Regions from separate parts of the Mus musculus genome. Here regions 2 and 3 are each linked to region 1. The links are chromatin loops, found by intact Hi-C in ENCODE. Cell type or tissue: heart. All regions are shown on one strand.

Region 1 (8,000 bases):
GGCAGGTTCTATTGAGGCTATTTTTCAAACCTGCAGTATTTACAGGGACAAGACTGGGCTGCTCCGGGGAGGCCGGGACGACTTCAGCCTTCCAGTTAATGGATGCATAATTGAGGAACAACGTGGAATTAGTGTCATCGTAAATGATCTAGTGTCTCAAGTTAATTTCACCCGTTTTTTGTTCCAAGAACATTCGAGTCAGTCATCTTGGCTAGCCGGCTTCCACCAAAAAGATTTGTTTTCCATCCAGCGTTTCAGACCTAGAGTTCAAGTTCTTGGCCCTTACAAGTTGCAGGAGCGTGTCTCACGCCTTGGCTTTTTTTTTTTTTTTTTTTTTTTTTTTTAAGGTAACATGTTATTCCTTGTTTTGCTTCTAGGAAGCAGAGGGTTGAGGAAATGGCTTGGGCGGGTGCATTAATGCAGCCGAAAAAGACACAGACTCCCTCCCTTGGGACCCGCGCGGCCCCGCGCTCTTTCCGAAGGTGCCTGGCAAGGCGTCCGGTTCCCTCGGACGCTCCGGGTCCAAGTGCCTTAAGCGGAGGGTCTCTGGCGCCTTCCTTCGCTGTCTGGCAACAGTCTGGCGGGGTCAGGGACCGGCGGGACCGCTCGGGAGAGGGCTCGACTGCGCCTCGTTCCTCGGTGCCAGGGACACCGTCGCGGGAGGCGCGGCCAGCTTCCCTAGGATAAGACTTCCCGCCCCGGGGGCAGGGCGGTGCACTTAGACGGTCCCCTCCTCAGTTTCGGGCGGTCACCAGAGCTGAGTAAGCTCGGTGGAGGGAGCTGGGTAAGGATTTCCTGAGAGCGATGGGCAGGAGGGGCTGGGGCAGCAGAGCACAGAGCAAGGACCCTGAACCTGCGAACCTGTCCGGCGACCCGCGCGCCTAGCGCCACCGCACGCGCGCTCTGGCCCCCGGGCTACCCGCCCTCGCCGGCCCCCGCCCCTCCGGGAGGAAGAAGAGGGTAGGTGGGGAGGCGGATGAGGGGTGGGGGACCCCTTGACGTCACTGGAAGGAGGTGCCGGGGTAGGAAGTGGGCTGGGGAAAGGTTATAAATCGCCCCCGCCCTCGGCTGCACTTCAGCGAGGTCCTTGAGAGGCTCGGAGCGCGGTGGCGGACACTCCCGGGAGGTAGTGCTAGTGGTGGTGGCTGCTGCTCGGAGCGGGCTCCGGGACTCAAGCGCAGCGGCTAGCGGACGCGGGACGGCGAGGATCCCCCCACACCACCCCCCTCGGCTGCAGGCGCGGAGAAGGGCTCTCGCGGCGCCAAGCAGAAGCAGGAGGGGACCGGCTCGAGCGGCTGCGCCGTCGGCCTCGGAGAGCGCGGGCACCGGGCCAACAGGCCGCGTCTTGCTCACCATGGTCAGCTGCTGGGACACCGCGGTCTTGCCTTACGCGCTGCTCGGGTGTCTGCTTCTCACAGGTGAGGCGCGCCAGGGACCATGAGTTGGAGTTCGGCGGGGATGGGCAGCCACGGGGTGGTCCGGGGGAAGCGAGCTCCGGCGGGAGCCGGGGACACTTGTAGCAGCGGGTACGCCTCGGGACACACGTCTTCCCCTCCACCCCCCAAGTGGGCGCCGCTGGAAGTTGGCATCACCGCTTAGACTCTCCTTAGCTCCACGCTGGGGTCAGAGCCAGAGTGCCTGCCGGGTGTAGCCGGAGCCGCTAGTCCCCTACCGGGTTCCCGGGTAGGCGCTCACTCCTTAGACTCTGGGAGTGCAGATCACCACACGGGTGGACCTTTCAGCATCCAGAGCCTGCTCCTAGGCTGCAGCAGAGTCCTCAAGGGCTAGTTGGAGCAAGCTAGATGTCAGAGAGGCTGCCCGGGGCTGGACAGAGGTGGGGTCGTTAGCGATGAGCTCGCTCCACCAGAGCAAAGGAGGACGAAATTGGGAGGGGTCCCGTGCCCGCGGCGAGCAGATGGAGCCCAGAGAAGGGCCAGCTCTGACTCCCGTACCCGCTTGGGTCCGTCCGGAGGAAGCTGGGGAACGCACAGTCTGCAGGGTTTCTTCCCAGCAGTTCGCGGAGCGCCGTCTCCCGGGTGGGGCCTCCGCGGTGTGGGGCGGGTGTGCGGTCCAGGTCCTCGGAGTGAGTGAGTGACCCAAAGCGACCCGGCAGCAAGTTTTGGAATTTTAAGCCCTACCTTTAGGTTATGAATCTAGAAGAAAAAACAAAAAAACAAAACCACCTGACAATTTAGACTGAAAGCTGTGGTTTAAGTAGTAGGTGAAGTTTGCGACCTCCTAAATCAGCGTTCTCTAGGATATGAAAAGCGCGGGGCGGGGGGGGGGGGGCGACCGATCAGGGGCCGGCAGATTTTAGGAGCATTTAATGTGGAGACCGTCGTCATCCAAGGGTCAAAAAGCTGGAGGGACCTCGGGAACTCTAACTCCAGGTCTGCAGGCGGGAGGTCCCTTTGCGCAGAGACGCATACCAGAGCGTCTTTATTTAAACCAGCGTGGTTGGGAAAGAAGATAGAGACTAAAGAGTCAGGTAGAATAGTAGTGGCCCCAGAAAGAAAGGCAGCAAGGTTTTAAAAGACAGTAAAAATAAGCCTTTTGAAATGGGAAGACTGTACTTCGTTTCAAAGTAATGAACAGGGGTTTATAATTAAAACGGACTAAAATGGCAAAGCCAGAATCCGACGTGGCTGGTTAGGTTCTAAAATAATGATATTAAACGAGTTATTGTATTTTCTATTTCACAAATATTTTCGAAGAGCTGCTTATACGGAAATGCAACCGCTTAGAGAGTTTAAATACTGATTTATTATATAAAGACAAAACTAGCTTAAAAAATTACTGCAAACCCTTAAGTTACAGGGTGGGGGGAACAGGCGTTTTATTGGATTTTCTGCTTGACACATGTCTCTACTTTTTAATTTTAAAGCGTGGTTGGTTTTGGCTAAGCGTAATTTTATCTGTGTTTTCGAACAGTGGAGGCAGATTGAAGCAGTTCAGGGAAAGTGTACAAAGTCGCTTTGCGCCGCTAGCCAGGCGCTGAGCCCCATCAGGTGTTCTAGCCTCGATATTTATTAGTTACCAACGCCCTAACTACCATAATTACCGGTCCTCTCTGTAGCTATCGAGACCAGTGTCTCTATAAAAGTTCAGTCTCCTCTTCAAGGCTTAAGACAACACACTCTCGTTTAAGTCCACACCCTTGATTAGCTCCACACCAGTGTGCTCTCTTGCGCTGGCTCATCTCTCTCATCCCCTCTGTCTCTGTCTCTGTCCGGCTCTGTCTGTCTGTCTGTCTATCTGTCTGTCTGTCTTACGCGCCGCTCTCTCTCTTTTCCCTTCCCCCTCATTTCCTCCTTCCCTCTCTCCTTCTCCTGTTCTCCCTTACTTTTAAGCAGCTGACATTTAGAGTTTGGTAGAACTAATTAGAAATACTTAAATTGTGAGCTTGGGGTGTGTGTATTGTATTCCCAATAGTAACTCTGAGTTAAAATAAAAATTATGCAAATAGTAGCAGCCAGGTGTGAGTGCCCTGTCTGTATCCTGAGAACTCAAGGCCTAAGGCAGAAGGGTGGTGAGTTCTAACCAAGAGTGGACATTGGCTATGGAGCCAATTAAAGTCAGCCTGAACCACACAGGGAATCCCTTTCTCAAAAATAATAATTAATAATAATACCTATTCCCAAATTGGTTAGAATGCATTTTTTAATATATAGTTTTACATAGTGATTTCTAATTTTTTTCTCCAAGGCTTACACAGTTGTGCTTTTCCAAAAGTTGCATATTTTAAATGGTTATTATTTGGGACCCTTGTGGGTCCATGTTGTTTTCCAACTTATCAATCATCTTGCAGATAAACTGTGAACTAGGCTTTCTATTAAAAAAATTATTAGTGCAGCATTTTTTTTTCTGGTTGAAAAGTCTTTAATAGGCTATATAGTTTCTTTTTAAATGATCCCCAATTGGCATTTTTCTTTTAAAAATGGAGAAATTTTGTTTTTTTGTTTGTCTGTTTGTTTGTTTTCTCTATGCAAGAGTTTCTTTGTGTACCCCGGGCTGTCCTGGAACTTACTCTGTAGACCAGATTGGCCTCTGCCTTCTTAGTGCTGGGATTAAAAGTGTGGGCTGCCACCACCTGGCCTAAAACTATGGTTGACTTCCGAAGGCTCCTTTTCAACTATAACATTCAGTGAAGGAATTCCACAAAGCAAACAGATGGGGTCCTTCCGGTTTCCCGGCTCCCTGCCATTCTTCTGCATGTTAATGGGTGCTAAGCCCTTTGACACCCTAGCTGATGAGCTAGGCTGCTGCTGCCATCGGGGTCACACCTCATCTTTCTCTCTGGTAGAATGTACTAGACCAACCAATTAACTGAGTCTTTAGTGGGCTTCCTTTTGCATTGCAGGGGGTGCAGGGGTGGTCTGATGGAGGATGTGTCCCAGATGCCTCAGCCACTACATCACTATCTTGGGTCTTTTTTTTTTTTTTTTTTTCCCTAGCAGAATGTGTAACTATGACAGAGGCTAAATCACATTACCTATACTGAGGACATCTGTCTCTTTAACCTCCCACCCCTTATTTCTTTCTTTAAAAAATTAATCTTTTTAATTTCTTTTTTTTTTAAACAGCTATGTTCTAAAACTGTTCCAGATTACAACAAGGCTAGTAAACCTCTTATTTAATAATTAAACCTATTTTTTTGTGACTTCTAAAAGACCAACCAAGTCATTACTTTTTTTTCCTCTCCGAAACTATGGGGACAATTTCTGAATCCTTGAATGTGTATAATATAGAACTTGAAGTGATATGTATACCCCGCTCCCCCCCCCCCAAAAAAGAAAAAGGCTTTATAGTGACACTTGCCCCCCTTCCCTTCAGAAAAGTGGTTCTGTGGAGGGAAACTATGTGGCTGATCTCTACCCTGGCTTTTGCGGTAAAGCTAAGAGAATACAAAGTAACAGGACAGGCAGGGGTTTTGATTGTGTGTGCAGGTGAGCCTCGGGATAAAAAGGGAGTTCGAGGAGCTGGGAACTAGTGAGCAGGGTTTGGCTCAGCACACACTAGGTGCTGTGTGGTTGGCGGCACACACTAGGTGCTATACTGTCATCGCAGGCTGAGAACCATTTTTCAATGTCCTTGATAGTGTGTAGAGAGGAAGAGGACATTTGAAGATCACAGCGGGCTCTATTTTAAGTAAAAATATATTATACCACGAGCAGCTGAAAGCATTTAAAAACAAAACAAAACAAAACCGTATTGTGTTGGATTTAGCTTAACAGAGCAGAGCGGCTCGTGAGGAAAGATGTGGCCCCTGCCAGACACTTTCCAGGACTGCCGTGGAGGCCGAATCCTGCGGTTCCTGGGATGCTGCACCCTGATGATTAAATGGCTGGACTTTGTTCCAGACCGAAGGAAGGGAAGGAAATGGGAGGAATGGAGTATTTGAGGGAACTGGAGAGAGAAGCCTCAGACTTAGCATGCAGCACTGTCGGGGGTGTGTGTGGGTGTTCATTAAGGAAATGGTTCTACTCCGTCTGCTGAAGATAGTGAGCGAGGTTTCCTGCATTGTTGCTGGCCGGATGTGTGTGTGTGTGTGGGGGGATGTCAAGAATTTCTGGGCATTTCCCATCTGCCTTTGCAAACCTGGATGCTTGAAGACCATTTCTGATTCCTGCCTCTGTCTTCCATGCCAGGCTCCTTGGGAGGGAGACTCCTCGATCTTGGCTCTCACACACACACATTTGTTGTAAGAGTTCCATGGGGGCTCAGGTTTGAAAGTGGAGAGAGCAGTTTTGGGATATTTTCTCAGGCCCCGCGTTGGCCAGTGGCAGACCCAGGATGATCCCCCCTGAAGGTCAATCAGAAGTCCACATTTCTGCCGCATCTGTGCATTTCCTCCACGCGGACAAAGTGGGGAGGGAGATGCAGATATTCATTGACTGAGCACTTCCATCCATCTTTCCTGAACCATGATATCTACTCACTTTTATAGTAGTAGTAGTAGTAGTAGTAGTAGTAGTAGTAGTAGTAGTATTTTGTGGTGCTGGGGATCAAATCTAGCACCTTTCAGTAGCTCAGCAAAGGCTCTCCCATCGAGCTGCCTTCCCAACATCACCTTAACTATGAGATTTCTTCCACTAAAGCTCATTGGAGAAGGCATTACATTCAGAACCTCCATGCCCCATGGTACACATCTCTGCTCTCAGCACTCGGAAGGTAGAGGCAGGCTGATCTCTGTGAGTTCAAGGCCAGCCTGGTTTACAGAGTGAGTTCCAAGACAGCCAGACCTATACAGAAAGACCCTGTCTTATAAACACAACACAACAAAAAGACAAAAAGCAAAAAATCCAAAAACAAACAAACTTAGAAAGTATAGCTGCTTAGTAGCCCATGAACATATTTATAAGATTTTCCTCTGTGAGCCCTTGGTTTAATACTCTCTGTGCTGGTTTAATCTGTCATTTGGTCCCTCGACCTTCTGTTCCACTTATGCCAACTCTGCCCCTCCTTCTTAGGGCTGGGCCACCTCTGAGATCATTGGCCCCCTTCTCAATTCCCCCCTCCCTACCAGGGAAACCCAGGGCAGCAGGGCAGCTCCTCCTGGTAGCACTAGACAGAGTGGGGGCTTCACCTTGCCACTGCCACCGTCCTGGGACCCAAGTATGCAGCCTCCTGTGGTTGCTGTCACCTGCACCATTTGTATGTTAGCTGCCTGTATGTGTCCTTCCTCTTTGGGGAAGAGCCTGTTTCTAAGTTCTTCAGAAATGTTGCTGGGGAGGATAAGTGAGTAGGGTCACCACACAGCCCTCTCAAGGACACCTCTTAGAGTAAGGTATGCTTTATTTAATTCCTGTTTGTTCATGTGTTCTTGCCTGCCCGCGGGGCCTCTGGGATTACTTAATGAGATTGTTCCCAATAGCTGTATGCGTGTGGGACATCACACCTTACTCCATAAGCATGTGGTTTTCTCAGTTAACAATTAAAAGAAAATTAAGGGCTAGAGAGATGACTCAGTTGAGTCAACAATGACTGAGAGCAGTTGTTCCCCCCGGAGACCAGAGTTCAGTTCCAGTACCCATGTTGGGCACCTTTTCGGCTCCTGAAGGTCAAATTCTTTCTTCTAGTCTTCTGAAAGTATCCCCACACAGGGCTAGCATGCAGACACAAGCACACCATTTTTTTAAAAAAGACTTTTTTACTTACTTAATGTATATGAGTGTTCTGTCTTCACTCGCACCAGAAAAGGGAATCAGACCTCATTACAGATGGTCAGGAACCACCATCTGGGTGCTCCCAGGGGCAGGTGAACTCAGGACCTGTGGAAGAGCAGCCAGTGCTCTGGACCACTGAGCCATCTCTCCAGCCTCACACATCAAGTTTTTAGATTAAAACCTTAAACGTAAGGAAAGAACCGGTCAATAGCTGAAAATAAAACTACAATCTCTGAACTTATTTCTTTGCTTATTACATTTAGATATTTACTTTTATTTCATGTGCACTGGTGTTTTACCTGTGTGTATGTCTGTGTGAGAGTGTCAGAGACCCTGAAATGGGAGTTACAGAGGGTTGTGAGCCACTGGGTAGGTGTTGGGAATTGAACCTGGGTCCTCTGGAAGAACAGCTAGTGCTCTTAACCTCTGAACCATCTCTCTAGCCTCTATCACTGAATTTTTAAAAAAATAGATCTGTATCTCTGATCTGAGCTCAAGTTGGTCCCTGTCTTTACTGTACCCCAACCCTGTACATGCTCACAACACACTCCAGCACTCTTCTTAATAGCCAACAGTTTAAGTGTATGTATGCATGCATTCTCGAACACACAGGCGCACGCACACACACACACAGGCACACGTGCACGCACACACACACACACACACGCACACACAGGCGCACACATACACACACACACGCACACACAGGCGCACAAACACACACACACACTCGCTCACAGTATATAAGAACTGGTCATTTGCAAAATCCCCAGGTGCTTTTTATTGCCACATTCAAAATGGAGAAATATGGATTTAGTGAAGGATTTGTGGTCA
Region 2 (8,000 bases), 50 kb after region 1:
AATAGAGTGATCCAGGGAGGCAGGCTCCACCCTAGGTGATCTCCTTAGTGGCAACAAAGTCAAGGTCTGGCTCAGCCTGCTTCAGGCTTGTGGATGGTTACACCCATGAAGTTGATGTAGAAAAGTATGATAAATTACTCGGAATTAATGCTCCTCTAACCCCCCAGTTTAATGATCACGGGATCCCCAAACGGTTGCTTAATGCTAAGTTGTAAATTCTGTAAGGACAAGTGAAAGGCCGGAGCTGTCTGTTCTTCGAGTTCTCACAGCTTGGCTTTACAGCCCAGATCCTTTCTCCATCTTCCTTATACCAGCCGGGTAGATTTAGAAATACCGTCTGTCCCTTGCTATTGTGACAGATTTAGTTTGATGCTCCCGGTTGGCAGGTGACCGCTTTCTGTCTCTAGGGCTAGCTGGCCTGAAAGCATCATCTATTGATGAACACTTGGATTAGATGACAGGCTCCACCAGTTCTCAGTGGTTGATCGCGTGCATCTCCTCTTAGTGAGGGGGTGAGCTCACGTTCACAGAAATGAATCCCTCCCTTACACGCTGTCATTTCTTCTCTCAAAGAAAAAGGATTCATCAGTGTGAAACATCGGAAGCAGCCGGTGCAGGAAACCACAGCAGGAAGACGGTCCTATCGGCTGTCCATGAAAGTGAAGGCCTTCCCCTCCCCAGAAATCGTATGGTAGGACTGCAATCATTTCAGTGTCACTTAAGACACTTTTCATAAGCGGGAAGATGATGGAGTTGAGTGACTGACACTCCTGAAAGAGACACTAAGAGAAATTGTACACACCATGTTGGTTTCTGGGTAGTGGCTCTTGGGGAGAGATGGATGGACAAGGAAGCAGTGCCCAGGGGTAGGTAAAGCAAGAGTTGAGAGGCTTGCGTGCTCACACATACTAAATTCCTGCTTCTCAAAACCTTCCTATGATGTCAACGCTCTCTGAGTGAGATGTGTTGGGCGGCCACTCAGAGGCATCTTGAATGTGTAGCATGCTCTATTAACCCCGAAGAAGTGGGCCCTTGTAACGAGGAGGCCAAAAATAATTCCTTTCTGTGAGGCTTTGTTGAAAGTTCCAGCTTTGTTTTAAAATTCCAACAAACATTAATAGTGGCAGGACTTGTTCATTTGTAGGTGTGGACAAGTGGACCTACTTGAATTAATTATGGTTTTCTTTGGCTTGCAGTTTGCATATTCAGAAATGTCTTACACAGTTTTTTTTTTTCCTTTAAAAAGTCAAACCAGTATAATACCACTGTGAAACAATGCAATCTGTTTAGAATCTGCAGTCATTTTGTTAAATTACTTTTTAATGCCATTATCTTTGGCTTAAATCACTCCATTTTAAACAAAAGGTTTAGCCACTCACAGTTGATTAGGAAAATAAGCCATATGACACAGAAGCTCCACCATTCTGGAAAATCCTCCCCAGAGCTTGTGGCCCCCAGCCCTACAGGGTTTGTTTGCAGCAAACCCAAATACTTACTATGGAATTAAAGAACAAATTGCAACTCTATACTCTACCTTCATAGTACTGTAGTGGGAAATTAACAGATATTTTTGTTTCATAGTATCTAAGAAGTTATTTGGACTTCATAGTTGTCTTGAAACACATACAAAATATAATTTAAGAAATGAAAAAGTATTAAATTTAATAGAAAAGTTTGTAACAATTTTATGACCAGAGAAAGCACCCTCACTCTCTCCTGTCTGAACAGAACCTTCGTCTATTCATGATTTCCTTAGTGACTACCTAGCAAGGAACAAATAGAATAACATAATCCACTTTTGAAATGCTGTCTTGTTGATAGGACATAACTGAACAATACTAAAATGATATTTGTAGTCATTAAAATACTGCATAGCTATTTTGACTGCCTTGGAAGTGAGGTCCAGAGAGTGTGTCCCCAGGCCTACAGGCCTAAGAACCATTTCTGCCTCCTTCTACAGCAGGGTGTACTCCCTACAAATGACAGGGCCTATTGAAAGAAATGCACATTTAAATCAGTGGCTGGAGAGATGGCTCAGCCATTAGGAGCACTGGTTATTCTTACAGGGGGGCCTGAATTCATTTCCCAGCACCCACATGGAGCTTGCAACAAACTGTAACTAGGCTTCAAGGCACCCAATGCCCTCTTCAGCATATATGTATATGTATACATATATATACAGATACAGATAAATATGTATATTTATGTATATATAAAATAGCTAGGCAGTGGTGGGGCATGCCTTTAATCCCAGCACTTGAGAGGCACAGGCAGGTGGATTTCTGACTTTGAGGTCAGCCTGGCCTACAGAGTGAGTTCTAAGACAGCCAAGGCTACACAGAGAAACTTTGCATTGAAAAACTCCAATAAATAAAGACAAGTAAACAAACAAATAAATAAAATAGAAATAAACATTATAAAAATAATAAAATATAAAATGAATTCATAGACTATCTGAGTTCAAAGGGCTCCTAAGAACTTCTAGAAGCCTGCAGATAGGGCAGAGCCAAGCCACCTGACTCGTCTAAACAGAGAACATCAAGGCATTGATTTTACTTTCAAAACATTTTAAAACTCCTGTTGCTTGGTGCCTTTGATTGTTTCTCTATGGACAATTGGTGTGACCATTTGTGTAATTAATAAGAACTCCACATGAGCCCACAATAGGAGCCTCTATTTTTATTTTTATCAGATTTAGTGGATCCGACTTACAAGCGTTCTCATACTTGAACTTCTTTTTGTTTTACTTTGTTTTGTTTTTGTTTTTCGAGACAGGGTTTCTCTGCATAGCCCTGGCTGTCCTGGACCTCACTCTGTAGACCAGGCTGATCTTGAACTCAGAGATCCGCCTGCCTCTGCCTCCCCAGTGCTGGGAGTAAAGACATGCGCCACCACGTCCAGCTGAGTTCTTGTTCTTCTCATGGAGGCTTAAGGAAAACACTTAACAAACAGCTCGGTGGACTAAGTCAGACTGGAACCTCTGAGTTAGTTCTTAAGACCCGATGGCCACCAACACCCCTAAGGGGACAATAAGCCACCACTTTCTTTTCTTCATTTAGCTTAGTTCATCCTCTTTGTGAATAAAGATGAAATGTTACCCAGTCTAAAACCCTCGCCTGCCTTTACCCAGTACTTAGTGCCCAAAGATTTTGTTTTAAAAAAACAAAACAAAACAAAACAAAAACCAGTGCTGATACCCAAAGACTCAAAACTAATCCACTTGAGGTTGTAAACAGAAAGGGCACATGCCAGTCAAAGTGACATCACCCAGCTACTGAAGGGACTAACACACCATGCTGTTAACTACAGGTTAAAAGATGGCTCGCCTGCAACATTGAAGTCTGCTCGCTATTTGGTACATGGCTACTCATTAATTATCAAAGATGTGACAACCGAGGATGCAGGGGACTATACGATCTTGCTGGGCATAAAGCAGTCAAGGCTATTTAAAAACCTCACTGCCACTCTCATTGTAAACGGTAAGTTTAATGTTCCTGTGAGATCTGGACCCCAGGGCAAAGTTAATGATCGTTTTCTGGTTCGAAAGTCAGTATAAACTATCAAGGAAAACAAACTTTTTTAAAAAAATTGATTCTTGAGTTTATTTTATTTTATTATATGAGTGTTTTGCCTGTGTGGTGTATGTATGTATGTGTGCCACATGCATGCCTAGTGTCTGAGCAGGTCAGAAAAGGATGTCAACTCCCCTGGAACTGACAGATGGTTGTGAGCCAGCCTGAGAATCAAACCCAGATCCTCTTGCAAGAGCAGCCAGTGCTCTTAACTGCTAAGCCATCTCTTTAGCCCCACATACATGTTTATATTCTTAAACCGCTTCTAATGGTTCGGATGGAGTTCAGTAGCAGAGCACTTGCCCCCTAAGTAGGAAACACTGGTTCTATCCCTAGCACCACGGAAAAACAGAGGAAAAAACGCCACACTCTGTCCCTGTCATAACCACTTCACAATTTCTCTGTGGTGTGTGTGTGTGTGTGTAGCCCTGGCTGTGACCAGGCTGTCCTTGAATTCAGAGATCCGCCTGCCTCTGCCTCCCAAATGCTGGGACTAATGGAGTGTGCCACCACGGCTCAACTATTCATGTTTTCTTATCTTTTGTATGCAAGGTGGCTTTTATGTCTCACCAATAGGCATTTTTCTACGTAATATGACCATTTTTTGCTCCCCTACCCGCGGCATCCAAAGCCAGTGTGACTGGTCTCTCCAGAGAGCTCCCGGAGGAAGCCCCCGGCTCTGCCCTTGACCTCACTCTGCTTCTCTTCCTCTCTAGTGAAACCTCAGATCTACGAAAAGTCCGTGTCCTCGCTTCCAAGCCCACCTCTCTATCCGCTGGGCAGCAGACAAGTCCTCACTTGCACCGTGTATGGCATCCCTCGGCCAACAATCACGTGGCTCTGGCACCCCTGTCACCACAATCACTCCAAAGAAAGGTAGGGACAGTTAATGTCTTCAGTGATTTTTCAAAGACCAACTAGATTCTTTAGTGGCTGGAAGTTACCAGATGTATATTGGATTTGGGGCAGAGGCTTTCCCTGTGTTCGAGCCTGCAGACAGTAGGTCTTCCTTCTCATTGGAGACAGACACCCTACCCTTGGCTCATGAGATCACAGGAACATGGGACAGAACCACGGTTTCCCGGGACCGGGGAGCTGTTATGTGACTCAGAATTTTCGTGCACCCTTTCCCAGTTGAGTAGCCCTGCCAAGAGCTCTTCTCCTCCGTCAGTCACCCTGGTCTTTCTACTCTTCGTTTTCGCATCCTTGGCTGGAATCCAAGTTCTTCGTAACACATGGCTACCGTTTCCTATTTTGGGCTCAGCCCATGCTTTTCCATCTGTCTGGATTTTGCTTCCACCTATTGTCTGTCTCCTAAGAAGTTGGTTTTTTTATCAGACCCCCAGGCTCAGCTCCTAACGTTACCTTCCCTGTGAACCCTCTGGTCTGCCTCATTCCAGCTCACTTCTCCCTCCACAGTATAGGCGGTAGCTGTCATCACGCACCATCCTTGTTGTGTTGGCCCATGTGCCCAGCTGTCTTCTTCCTTAGGCTCTGGATCAGCCAACTGCAATCGTTTAGCAGATGCTTGGTATAAGCTTGTACAATGAATGCAACCCTACCCTCTGTCAAGCGCCCGGCGTTCTCCTTGCGTCCTGCCCACGACTGATCCTTGTTTGTTTTGTCTCCGGTTGTTTAGTCTAGAGAGATGATACCTGTGATAATTCATGGGAGGGAATTAGAAGGACAGGAATAGAATGGCCAAGTACAACCGGGAGACTAAAACACTGAAAGTACCCGAGGGTTACCATACTCATCTCGTCTCCGTGTTGCTTTTAGCTCTCCCTGGAGGATGCTAGGGACGATTGCTATTAAACTAAAGCAAACAAACTCCCAAACTAGCTTGATTAAAAAGCAAGCCTGGGATAATTCTGTGATGGCTATTTGGTTTTCCTGGATCTTCCCGTAGTTGAGATTCTCCATCGCTGTGCTAATCCCTTGTTTAGGACACGGTATAATGATAGTGGAAAGTTACTGGTGAGAGGTGGAATTCATGAGAAGCAGCTATTTCCACATAAGTCCGATTTTTCATTTGAGAGTCATTTTCTAAGAATAGAAATAGAAGTTGCAAAATATTTAGGACTTGTGAACATTTCATGGAGAATACAAGAGAATGGACCGCTGTGATTTTTTATTATTTGGCTAGTTTTAGTTAAGCATCCACGCTTGGTGGATCTGCCTCAAATATAGGCATTTGTAGTGAACTGGTGAAAAACTAGTCAGTCAGGATCCAAGTTTAGAGTTACATTTTTATGAACTAGCATAGACTTTTATGCATATATTTAAATTTCTGTTTTAACACTATCAAACCTAAAGCTTCAATGTTGCTCTTAACTGAATTCTAAGAGTAACTATGTTAGAAAAAAATTCAGTTCTGAGGTCAGGACACTGTAGTATGAGTTTGGGGTTGAATGAGGCTCATGAAATGAAACGAGGGGGCCCAGGTGGATGCCGTGTGTAGCGCCTCTCTTTTTGATCTCTGCGGTGTGCGATCTTTCTCCCATTCTGTGAAGGATGTTCAGGAGGTCCTGGAAAGATGTCTTACTCCTTTGAGAAAAAAAAAAAAAAACATTGCAAGACTCAGAAGTATTGCCTTAAATCTTTCTTGACTATTTGAATTATCCTTTTAAAGTCATCTTACTATTTATTTTTAACTTTAACAATTGACAAGCTAGACATGTGAGATAGATAGTGCCTACTATCCTTGATTCCTTCCTTGAATCAGGAAGTGTCTGCTATGCTTATTTTTGAGTTACATATTTGCATGGTAGTCTCTATGCATGATCTTCAATTATAAAAATGCCTAATATTTCAGAATGATTATACATATATGTAATAGTTATATATGTGCAGAATAATTATTAGTGCTTAAATCTGAGACTCTAATTCAATATCTACAGCTCAAGGCCTAGTTTATTTTGGTGTCCCAACATTATTAATTGTATTTCCATGACCAGCCACTTAATACAGACAAGTTAATAAAAAAAGAGAGATTCAGACCACTTGAATTTCAGCATTTCCTAGAATCTGACAAATATTTTAAAACTTCAGAACTCCAATGGACCTAAAATTTCTTAGTTAAAATATGGCGCACGCCTTTAATCCCAGCACTTGGGAGGCAGAGGCAGGCAGATTTCTGAGTTCGAGGCTAGCCTGGTCTACAAAGTGAGTTCCAGGACAGCCAGGGCTATACAGAGAATCCCTGTCTCGAAAAACAAAACAAACAAATAAAAAAAATTGATAAAATAGTTGATACAAATGAACTTTGTTTCAACTGAGTAATACTGTGGTTTTTGTTTCCCCTGTAATTCATTCTTATAAAGCATTTGTAATATGTCCTGGTGGCCTATTACACAGTAGCATAGCTATAAATAACAGCCACATGTTCTATAATGCAAGAAGACCGATGAAAGGATACTCAGCATTAGTGACACAAATAGATGAGAAATGTTTGAAGAGATGGCTATGTTTAAACATGATACAATGTGTACGAGTGTGGAAGTATCACAGCACCACATTACATTGGTGGTTTATAGGCTATAGGCATCAATTTTAAGAACAACACTAAGAATAAAGTGAGGATATTATGTAAGTTTCTATAACTAATGATCAAGAGGAAATAACAGAAGATCGCCCATTTCCCTATCCGACATTTGGATGGTAAGGTGTTCAGAGAAGGAGAGAATTTCTGGTGACTGTAATAGAATTAAATTGTCAGCCCTGAGTGAAGTGGGGTTTGAGGACTATTTGTCTTGATTTTTAACCATCAATAGAGACATCTAGTTATTTGCTGACCCTCTTTTGTGGTAGCTTAGCATCACCCTAGGCAGCTTCCGCAGGAGTATTACATGTTGGAGACCCTCTACACATCATCTGTTAATGTAAATAAAGATAATTAAACATACTTCACAGGCAGAGGTAACATGTCTGGGGAGAGCCCACGGTGACAGAGAAATCTGAGACTGGGCTTTTACTAGCATTTGGAGGACCGCATTTCTCGGAGACCCATACTAAGTCCATTCTGAGGAACATGGAGGGAAATGTTTTTGCCTACATCGGAACGAATTTCACAACATGGGAAACGATAATGACCATTTCTGAAAAGTATTGGATAGGGATGATGGGAAGTCGAATGCAAGTTCACTTTGCTATAAAAATAGAAATCTATTAAGTCTGAGCGGATACAAGCAAGTCAGAGGAAGAAAAAAAAAGGAACTAAGAAGACTAAAATAAAAGTAAAAGGAAGGGCAGAGAGGTGGGCGGGAAGCATGATGCGACTCCCTAGGCACTGACCACGCTGCTCATCCTTTCCCACCCGGCAGGAAGTAGCTCTGCCCAGCCCTGTAAGGAGGATAAGGCTTGGGCGGGGCAGAGCAAGCTGGTGAACCAGCTGCCTCGCCCATAGCCCATACCCAATTGAATTCACTT
Region 3 (8,000 bases), 290 kb after region 1:
TGGGGTAGAGGACCGTGCCTCAGAATTCATCATTCACCCGTACCTGCCTCAGATGCAGCTCTGGACTTTGCATGCATGCTTAAGCTGATAATGGAAGAAGTTAACAGTCCTGTGACGACTGAGATGGAAGGAATGCACTGGGTGGGCATAGTGAGGAGAGCATTTGAGAGTTCAGAAGTCAAATGCTTCCATTTGAATATGACCCCCATCCCCAAAGTCCATGAGTTAGAAACTAAATCCCTGGTGTAACAGGTGAAGGGGTGGCCTAGTAAAAGGTGGCTCTGCAGGATGTGGTGATGCACCCCAGCATTCAGGAGGCAGAGGCTGATGGATCTGTCTACAGAGAAGAGTCCCAGGACAGCCTGCTGAGGAGGATACCTCTCCACACAGGCCAGTACCTTCATGTTGGACTTTTCAACCTCCAAAACAGAGATATGCTTCCTTTCCTTGTGGTTTCCTGTAGCCCAGCAAGCCCCTAACTCTTATGTGACAAAGGATGACCCTGAACTTTCTGACCCTCCTGCCTCCATCTACCAAGTGCTGGGATACAGGGCTGCAATTCTTCCTTCCTTCCTTCCCTTTTTAGATACATACGTACTTATTGGGGACGAGTGGCAATACAGTTAGTCTGCGATCAGAGGACTTACAGGAGTTGGTTCTTTCCTACTACCGTGTGGGTCCTGAGGATTGAACTCAAGTTTTAGTTTGACAAATGCCTTTACCTTCAAAGCCATCTTGCCAGACCCTGAAATTCCTGTTTGTTTGTTTTTTTATTAAATTGTTCAATCTGTGTTTTTCGGTTATAGCAACACAAAACTGGACTATGTTTAAACAGGAACTTCAATTAAAAGCTTAAAAATATATACACATGAATATACAATTCCACAGAGGCCAGATGGGGGAACATAAAAATCTATCAAGTAGCAGTTCCACTATGATCTCCTGCCCAGTTACATTATTATTAAAGATTCACTTGAAGAATGCTCTAATAGCACATCAACTAACACAATCCAGATGTTTCTAAATGGCAATATTTGGAATGTGTCATCTATTTTAATTTCCTTGTACACTTAATTAGTTGGTGAAGGCTATCTTTTTTTTTTTTTTTTTTTTTTTTTTCCCGAGACAGGGTTTCTCTGTATAGCCCTGGCTGTCCTGGAATTCACTTTGTAGACCAGGCTGGCCTCGAACTCAGAAATCCACCTGCCTCTGCCCCCTGAGTGCTGGAATTAAAGGTGTGCGCCGCCACCACCACGCCCGGCTGGTGAAGGCTATCTTAAGAGGCTATTTGAGAACAGATTGAATAACTAAGTGTACAAATACAGAACAGCCATTAACTGAAGCCTAGCACAGTGGAAAGGTCAATGAGAAAAGGAGGATGGTGGACTATTATGTTAAAGAAATGTCACAAGGCCAGACAAAGTGACACATGCCTTTATTCCCAGCACTGGGGAGGCAGAGGCAGGCAGATATCTGAGTTGCAGGACAGTCAATGATACATATTAAGATTCTGTCTCAAAAAAAAAAAACAAACCAGAAAAAGAACCACCTGATCCCAGCTATTTAATCAGCTATTAAAATGACAGTATTTAAATGTCCCTAGCATTAACCACCTATAGTCTAAAGATTCTATCTCAGTTGCTTTCTGTTGCTCAGATAAGGAGCGCACCCTCCTGAGAGGAACCCCTAGGGTTTACTCCACCTAAATATACCAGATAAACATGGACACAAGTACACTGTCCTCACACACCCGGCACACATGTACACACGTGTAGCAGCATCACACACCTGGCACACATGTACACACATGCAGCAGCATTACACACCCGGCACACATGTTCACATGTGCAGCAGCATCCCACACTCGGCACACATGTACACATGTGCAGGAGCATCCCACACCTGGCACACATGTACACATGTGCCATTCCTTCAGCTCCTTCCTTCACTTAGTTCTATCCGACCTTCCCAGTTCTTGTGTCCAACTGCGACCTTAGAAAGATCACACGTTAAGGACCAGCACTTTTAGGTGTCCTAGTTTGGAAGGCAGTCACTATGCTGGTTAATTTTTGTCAACTTGACACAAACCACTCACCTAGGCAAGGAAGACTTCCCTCTAATAAACTGGTCTGTGGACATTTCTGTAAGGCATTTTCTTGACTGTCTACTGATGGAGGAGGACCCAGTCCATTAACAGCAGTGGGCCTAGGCTTAAGAAATGTAGCTGAGCAAGCCAGAGTGACAGTATGCAGCCTCCTTCCTTGGTCTCTGCTTCAGTTGCTGCCTCCAGGTTCATACCTTGAGCTTGTGTGTGGCTCCCTCAATAACTGACTCTAATGCATAATAAACCTTCCCTCCTCCCCAAGCTGCTTTTGGTTATGGTGTTTTAAAGCAGCAACAAAAAGCCAACTTAGGACAGATACTGTTTTTTTCATTCCTTACCAATCAAACATTATCCTTAAATGAACCAGAGGCACAACTTCATTTCATACAATTTACCTTAAACAAAAGCTCCACTGGGCATGATGGCAAACCTATACTCCCAGCTCATGAGGCTGAGGCAGGGGGATCAGACAAGTGTGGGCCACAGAGAGAAACCCTGTCTGAAAAAAGAAACAGAAGAGGAGGAAGGGGGCAAAGACAACGCTTGCTTGTTAAGCCTTAGTAGTTAAAGTGCCTACTGCCAAGGCTGACCACCTGAGTTCCAGCTTTAGGACCCATGCTGTAGGAGGGCAATGACTCCCCTAAACTGTCTGTCCTCTTACCTTTCTACATTCATGCTATGTGAGAGCACACTGACAATGACACACACACACACATACATACATACATACACACACACACACACGTAATTTTTAAAAAATTAACGGCTACATCCCACCAGGAAATTAACTTCTTTACAAAGCATCTAAATTTATTACCATTTAAGCTTCGGTAAACAAGAGACCAAAAAAAAAAAAAAAAAAAAAAAAAAAAGAAAAAAAAGAAAGGGGGGGGGCTGTTAAAAATAAATTATCCCAGTAAGTAGTAAACCACTTTATCAGGTTGTTTGTGTTAAAGACAGATTGTTCTGAAGTTCAAGTTAACTTGACTATCAAGTTATCACAAGATCTAAAACTAGAGGAAATCAAGCATCTAATTCTAATGTTCAAAGCATTTACAGTAACAGCAAACTCCACTTAACTTAACAGCTATAACGTACACAGCCCTAAATTCTTCTCACGAAAGCCTTCGGGGTGCGAGACGCTCTTGAGGCCCAGTGCTGAGCAAGTTCACTCGGTATAACGCCATGGGAAAGACAAGATCCCTGCAGACGCCCAGTTCACTTACTCTGGCTTTCCAGAAACCTGCCTGAGCGCAAGTCTTGGGAAATTCCTAACCTAAGCTCTCTATTAAACCTGTGCTTACTTAAAAATAAATAAATGAATAAAGCTGATCTTCATACACCTCTCCTCCCCGCACCCCCACCCCTGGCCCCGGACATCCTTTAGAAGGAGTTCCCAGCCGGCAACTTTCGGCAGCCCGCGCTCCACGCGAGCACGCACCGACACATGTGCTCGCAGACCCAGCCCCTTTCCACGCACACGCGCGCGCGCGCGCACACACACACACACACACACACACACAAACCCGGAAGCGACACCCCCTTGCTTCCACTCCGCAGCCCATCCCCCCTGCTCCCCGCACCCCACTCCCAGCGCCCCCCACCCCACCCCAATTACACCACGACCGTCCGTCCACCCACGCTCCCGGGAACCCGCCTCCCCTAGCTCCGGGGTTTGCCCCGAGCGGCGGAGCCCAGAGAGGAAACAGGAAGAAGGAAGGAGGGCTGCGCAGGGCCTAGGCCTCTCCTGCGGCCCGGAGGTGAGGGGAAGCGGGCAGGCTCAGGCCTCCTCCCCGCGCCCGGACCGCACCAACCCCGCACCGCACCACCCCGCCCGGGCCTCACTTACTCGCCACCCGCGGGCCATCGAGTCCGCCGCCCGCGGTCGCCGCCCCCGGGACGCCCAGCTCCGGCTTCTTGGGCCCCGCGGGCGGCCCCGCTCCCCCGCCCGGGAGCGCTCCCGGAGGAAAGGCGGCCCCGGCCGCGGCCGCTAGCGCCAGCGGGACGCTGTTGCTATGGAGGCCAAGCCCCGGGGCCGCGCCGGCGGCTGGGTCCTCGTGCAGGAACTGACACTCCTCGCCGTAGAAGCACGTCTTGTCCTTGGCGTAGTAGCGGCAGTACTTGAGCTTCACGCCCGCCGCCGCCGCCGGCCCGCCGGGGACGCCCCCGACGCCCGACGAGGCCGCCACCGCCACCGCCACGGCCGCCGCCAGCGAGGACGACGACGGCGAGGCAGCGGCCGAGGGCGGCGGGAGGCCACCGCCGCCGCCACTGTTCATGGCCACGCCGCAGCCGCGTCCCCCGCCGCCACCATAGACGAGGGCGGGAAGGAGCCGCCGCCGGAGCCGGATGGAAGCCGGGCGGGCGGGTTGGGCCCCGCTGAGGGAGCCGGAGCCGCCCGGGGAGGGGGAAGGGCGGGCGGGCGGCGAGCAGGGATTCTCCCTCTCCCTCTCCGCTGTCCTTAAAGGGGCCGCGCGGGACGCCGCGGTGGGCGCGCGGCCGGGGCTGCGGGGAGAAACGACCCTGAGGCGGCGGCGACCGGAAGCTGTGGGGCAAAGGCACGGCGGGAGGGAGCCGCCGGTTTGTTTTTAAACTCTTGCCCTCCGCTCGCTCGTCGGCTCGCGCTCCGGGTCCTCCCGACTTGTTTATGCCATTTTCCTCTTCCTGAGACGCTCGCCGCCTCTGCGCCTGCGCGAGTGGCGCGGGGCCTTGTGGGTAGGAGGCCTGGCCCGGGGGTGGGGGACCGCAGGCGTGGCCCCCACGGGGCGTCCGCGAGCTGACCGGAGGCGGTTGCTTCAGCCCGAGCCCTCGGAGGGAGGCCTTCCCCACGGCGGCGGCGCCGAGGCTCTCACGAGACCCGGTGGTAGTCCGCTTGGAGGGGAAAACACAAAATGACAGTCCGTCTCAGGTCCTTGGAAGGGGACGCAGCCCAACCTCGCTCCCCGGAGAGGAGAGTTTGCTTCCGTTTGTCACGTTTCCTCTCCCTTTCCCTGTGCTCCGCCACCCCTCTAGCCTTTGTTTTTTTTTTTTTGTTTTTTTTTTTTAAATCCTCCCCCTCGAAGGTGATGGACTACTGGCCAGATAGCCTTAGCTTCTGGGCTCTTTGTCAAAAGATGGAGCCAGAACCCTGGATGCCACCAAACCCCTGCTTAGAGCAGCACCTGTTTCCTCCGCTTTGATGGCCCTCGGGATTTTTTTCTCTCAAAGGTGCCACCTGGGACAGTGCTACCTTGGCAGCACGGGAAGACCCAATTCCAAATGTGCTGGAATGTTTTCCTACTCTGCATTCGAAATTCACTTTTTAAAAAAAAGTTTTCCCCTCATTGATTTCCAATTTGCTCCCCCCACCACCACCTTTTTTTAAAGGGGAGAGGCGTGAAGACAATTGAACCGCAGTGAAGTGAAAAATTGATATTAGGGTTTTAGAAATCTTCTCTAAAAGATTTTCTCAAAAGACAAATCCCTGTTATGAAAAGGACGGGTGTGGGCAGCATTTAAGGAATCGTGGCAGCCTGACGAAGTCACAAAAGAATATATAAAGTTTCACACTGCCAAAAGGGTGAGGTTGAGATGCATGCTATATAGATCCCAATCTGGTAAGCCTAGTGATGCTGCCCAGGGAAATTCTAAGCTGCTATCTCTGCGTGGACGCAGTGTTCACTCATTTAAATATCCAACAGGTATTTGTTAATGTTAATTACATGTTCCCAAGGAGCTGGGGATGCAAAAGTTAACCAGATGCAGTCGGACCTGAATTCAGAGGGCTTATTTATCCTCCGGCTAATGAGGCATAAGATGTGAATTAGTGTCTAGTGTTAACATCAGCTGTTAGAGGGGATTTAAAGAGTTGAACTCCTACTGAGAACTGTTGGGGAGTGGGGAGAGTGTTTACAGCATCCTTGAATTCAGACCTGCCTTTGGAACCTGCTTGCTTCTCTGTGTCTCCTTTGTACATTTGAGATTAAGTAAGTATCCACTTCATAATGAGCGAAGTGGTTCATAAAAATGTCCCGTGTTTGGGAAGAATTCAATCTAGCACTTGCTTTTTATTGCTGCTAGGTGTGTAGAGAAAGAGCATTCTAGCCGAAGCTAACAGCTTGTGAAGGAGGTCTCCAGGTGAATGGGGGTAGGGTTTTAGTAGTGTAATGATATCACACAGCTGAGCAGAGTTCGCAGAAGTGCTTTTCAGGCAGTATTAAGGGATTGGACTTTTTCTTGAAGGCAATTAGAAACTATCACAAGGTTCCAAAATGCTAAGTAGCAACATTCACATTTCCTTTAAGAAGAAAAGGGATCCCCGGGCTGGTGAGATGGCTCAGTGGGTAAGAGCACCCGACTGCTCTTCCGAAGGTCCAGAGTTCAAATCCCAGCAACCACATGGTGGCTCACAACCATCTGTAACAAGATCTGACGCCCTCTTCTGGAGTGTCTGAAGACAGCTATAGTGTACTTACATATAATAAATAAAAATAAATCTTTAAAAAAAAAAAAAAAGAAAAGAAAAGGGATCCCCATAAGAACGCCGAGAAGCAATAAAAGAAAGGCAAATTGTCCCTGAGCAGGGGAAGGCCTGAAATTGCCCAAAGTTTATTCATTCCAATCCAGGGCGTACCTAGTGAGTCGTGTGTGCTGTTTGTATTGGATGCTTCATTGGTGTTAAATAAACGTGCATGTCTTAAAGACTTGCCATGGAAGGTGGTGTTTCAGGGCTTGATAAATTTAAGCTACATTCAACATATTGTTCAAACTAACCTTAAATGAGAATCAATGATGATTACATACCAAGCAAGAGCTATGCTAGGCTCTGACATAACAAGACCTGGCCTGAGGATGGTTCAGTCAGGAAAACACTTGCCTTGCGATTGGAAGAACTGAGTTCCAGTCCCCAGAATCCAAGTAAAAATTGCTAGGCATAGTGGTGTGCATATAACACCAACGCTGAGAAAGCAGAGACAGAAGAGCCCGCTGTGCTAGCTGGCCAGCCGATCTAGCCTAATTGGTAGTAGCTGGAGGCCAGGGAGAGACCTCATCTCAGAAAAAGTGGACAGCCTTTCCAAGGATGACACTTGAATTTGTCCTCAGACTTTCAGGTGTACCCTGTACACACATGCACATACATTCATAAAAAAAAAGTATATAGATATAAAATTAAGATGTGTAAGACTGAGCCTCAGAAGTTCACAGGTAGTCATTAGAAGAAGCAGTATTAAAGTTTGTCATCAGTACTACATTTAACAAAATTATATTAAACTATCCTGAACAAATTAGAGAAAAGTAGACTGAGATACTTGGGCAGCTTTGGTAGTGTCAGATTAATCACAATCAAATGTTACACAGTTACCCCTGGGGGTCCTTAAGTATGCAAAGGGTGTCGAGAATGATACATATCCAAATACTCTCTCCTTCACTCATGAATCAGAATTCAGTTGGAGGAACGGGAGTACTTTAACATCACCGATGGCATACTCCCCCCACCCACAAACACATACACCCTGAAAGTAAATTGGCTATAATTTCCTTATCTTGGAAAATTAACAGCTTAAAATACCACTGTTGTCCTTAAACAGATACACACTAAGAAGGTAGCTCTCCTAAGTTGTATATTATAGTGTGGTCATTGCAGTATTACTCAAGAAAGCCAACAAAGAAAGTTGCAAGTAACCCAGACTATAAATGCAAAGAATAATGAAATCAGTAGTGGAGTGTCAACTTGGAATATTATGCAGCTAAAAAAATAGCCATGAAAACTTGCATTTATGATGCTCTGTTAATATTACATGATACAACATTATATTTGCTTTATATGTAATGTTTTGAAAAAATAGAATAAGGATCAGAGTAATTGCTTCCAAACATTAGCCATAGTTTTATTAAGGTGATAAAAGTACATAGATAT

The links. Hi-C counts contacts between places; a loop is a spot of excess contacts. Peaks named below come from ENCODE experiments on the same cell type or tissue, not always from the same donor. Only the 100,000 strongest peaks of a DNase experiment are listed, where the experiment ranks them.
Region 2: it touches region 1 in a loop (2.2-fold over the local background); 3 of 42 quality-filtered maps call a loop at or near these places.
Region 3: it touches region 1 in a loop (2.0-fold over the local background); 2 of 42 quality-filtered maps call a loop at or near these places.

What each region holds. Positions count from the first base shown.
Region 1 is chr5:147,719,089-147,727,088 of GRCm38, reverse strand. Flt1 (FMS-like tyrosine kinase 1) reads left to right here and starts at 1,078. Exons shown (of 30, transcript NM_010228.4): 1 at 1,078-1,418. The coding sequence starts at 1,355. In heart, a CTCF peak has its summit at 4,096 (motif pointing left); DNase peaks (open chromatin) are centred at 968, 1,918 and 5,438; H3K4me3 peaks cover 4,181 bases; H3K27ac peaks cover 1,991 bases; H3K27me3 peaks cover 5,388 bases.
Region 2 is chr5:147,669,012-147,677,011 of GRCm38, reverse strand. Flt1 (FMS-like tyrosine kinase 1) reads left to right here. Exons shown (of 30, transcript NM_010228.4): 8 at 574-691; 9 at 3,310-3,479; 10 at 4,289-4,448. Among named protein-coding and RNA genes, the nearest start is that of Gm35383, 13 kb to the right of the region's middle. In heart, no CTCF peak of the experiment used is centred here; a DNase peak (open chromatin) is centred at 4,841; H3K27ac peaks cover 402 bases.
Region 3 is chr5:147,426,963-147,434,962 of GRCm38, reverse strand. Pan3 (PAN3 poly(A) specific ribonuclease subunit) reads right to left here and starts at 4,807. Exons shown (of 19, transcript NM_028291.5): 1 at 3,954-4,807. The coding sequence starts at 4,383. In heart, no CTCF peak of the experiment used is centred here; DNase peaks (open chromatin) are centred at 3,682, 4,092 and 4,812; H3K4me3 peaks cover 3,279 bases; H3K27ac peaks cover 2,460 bases.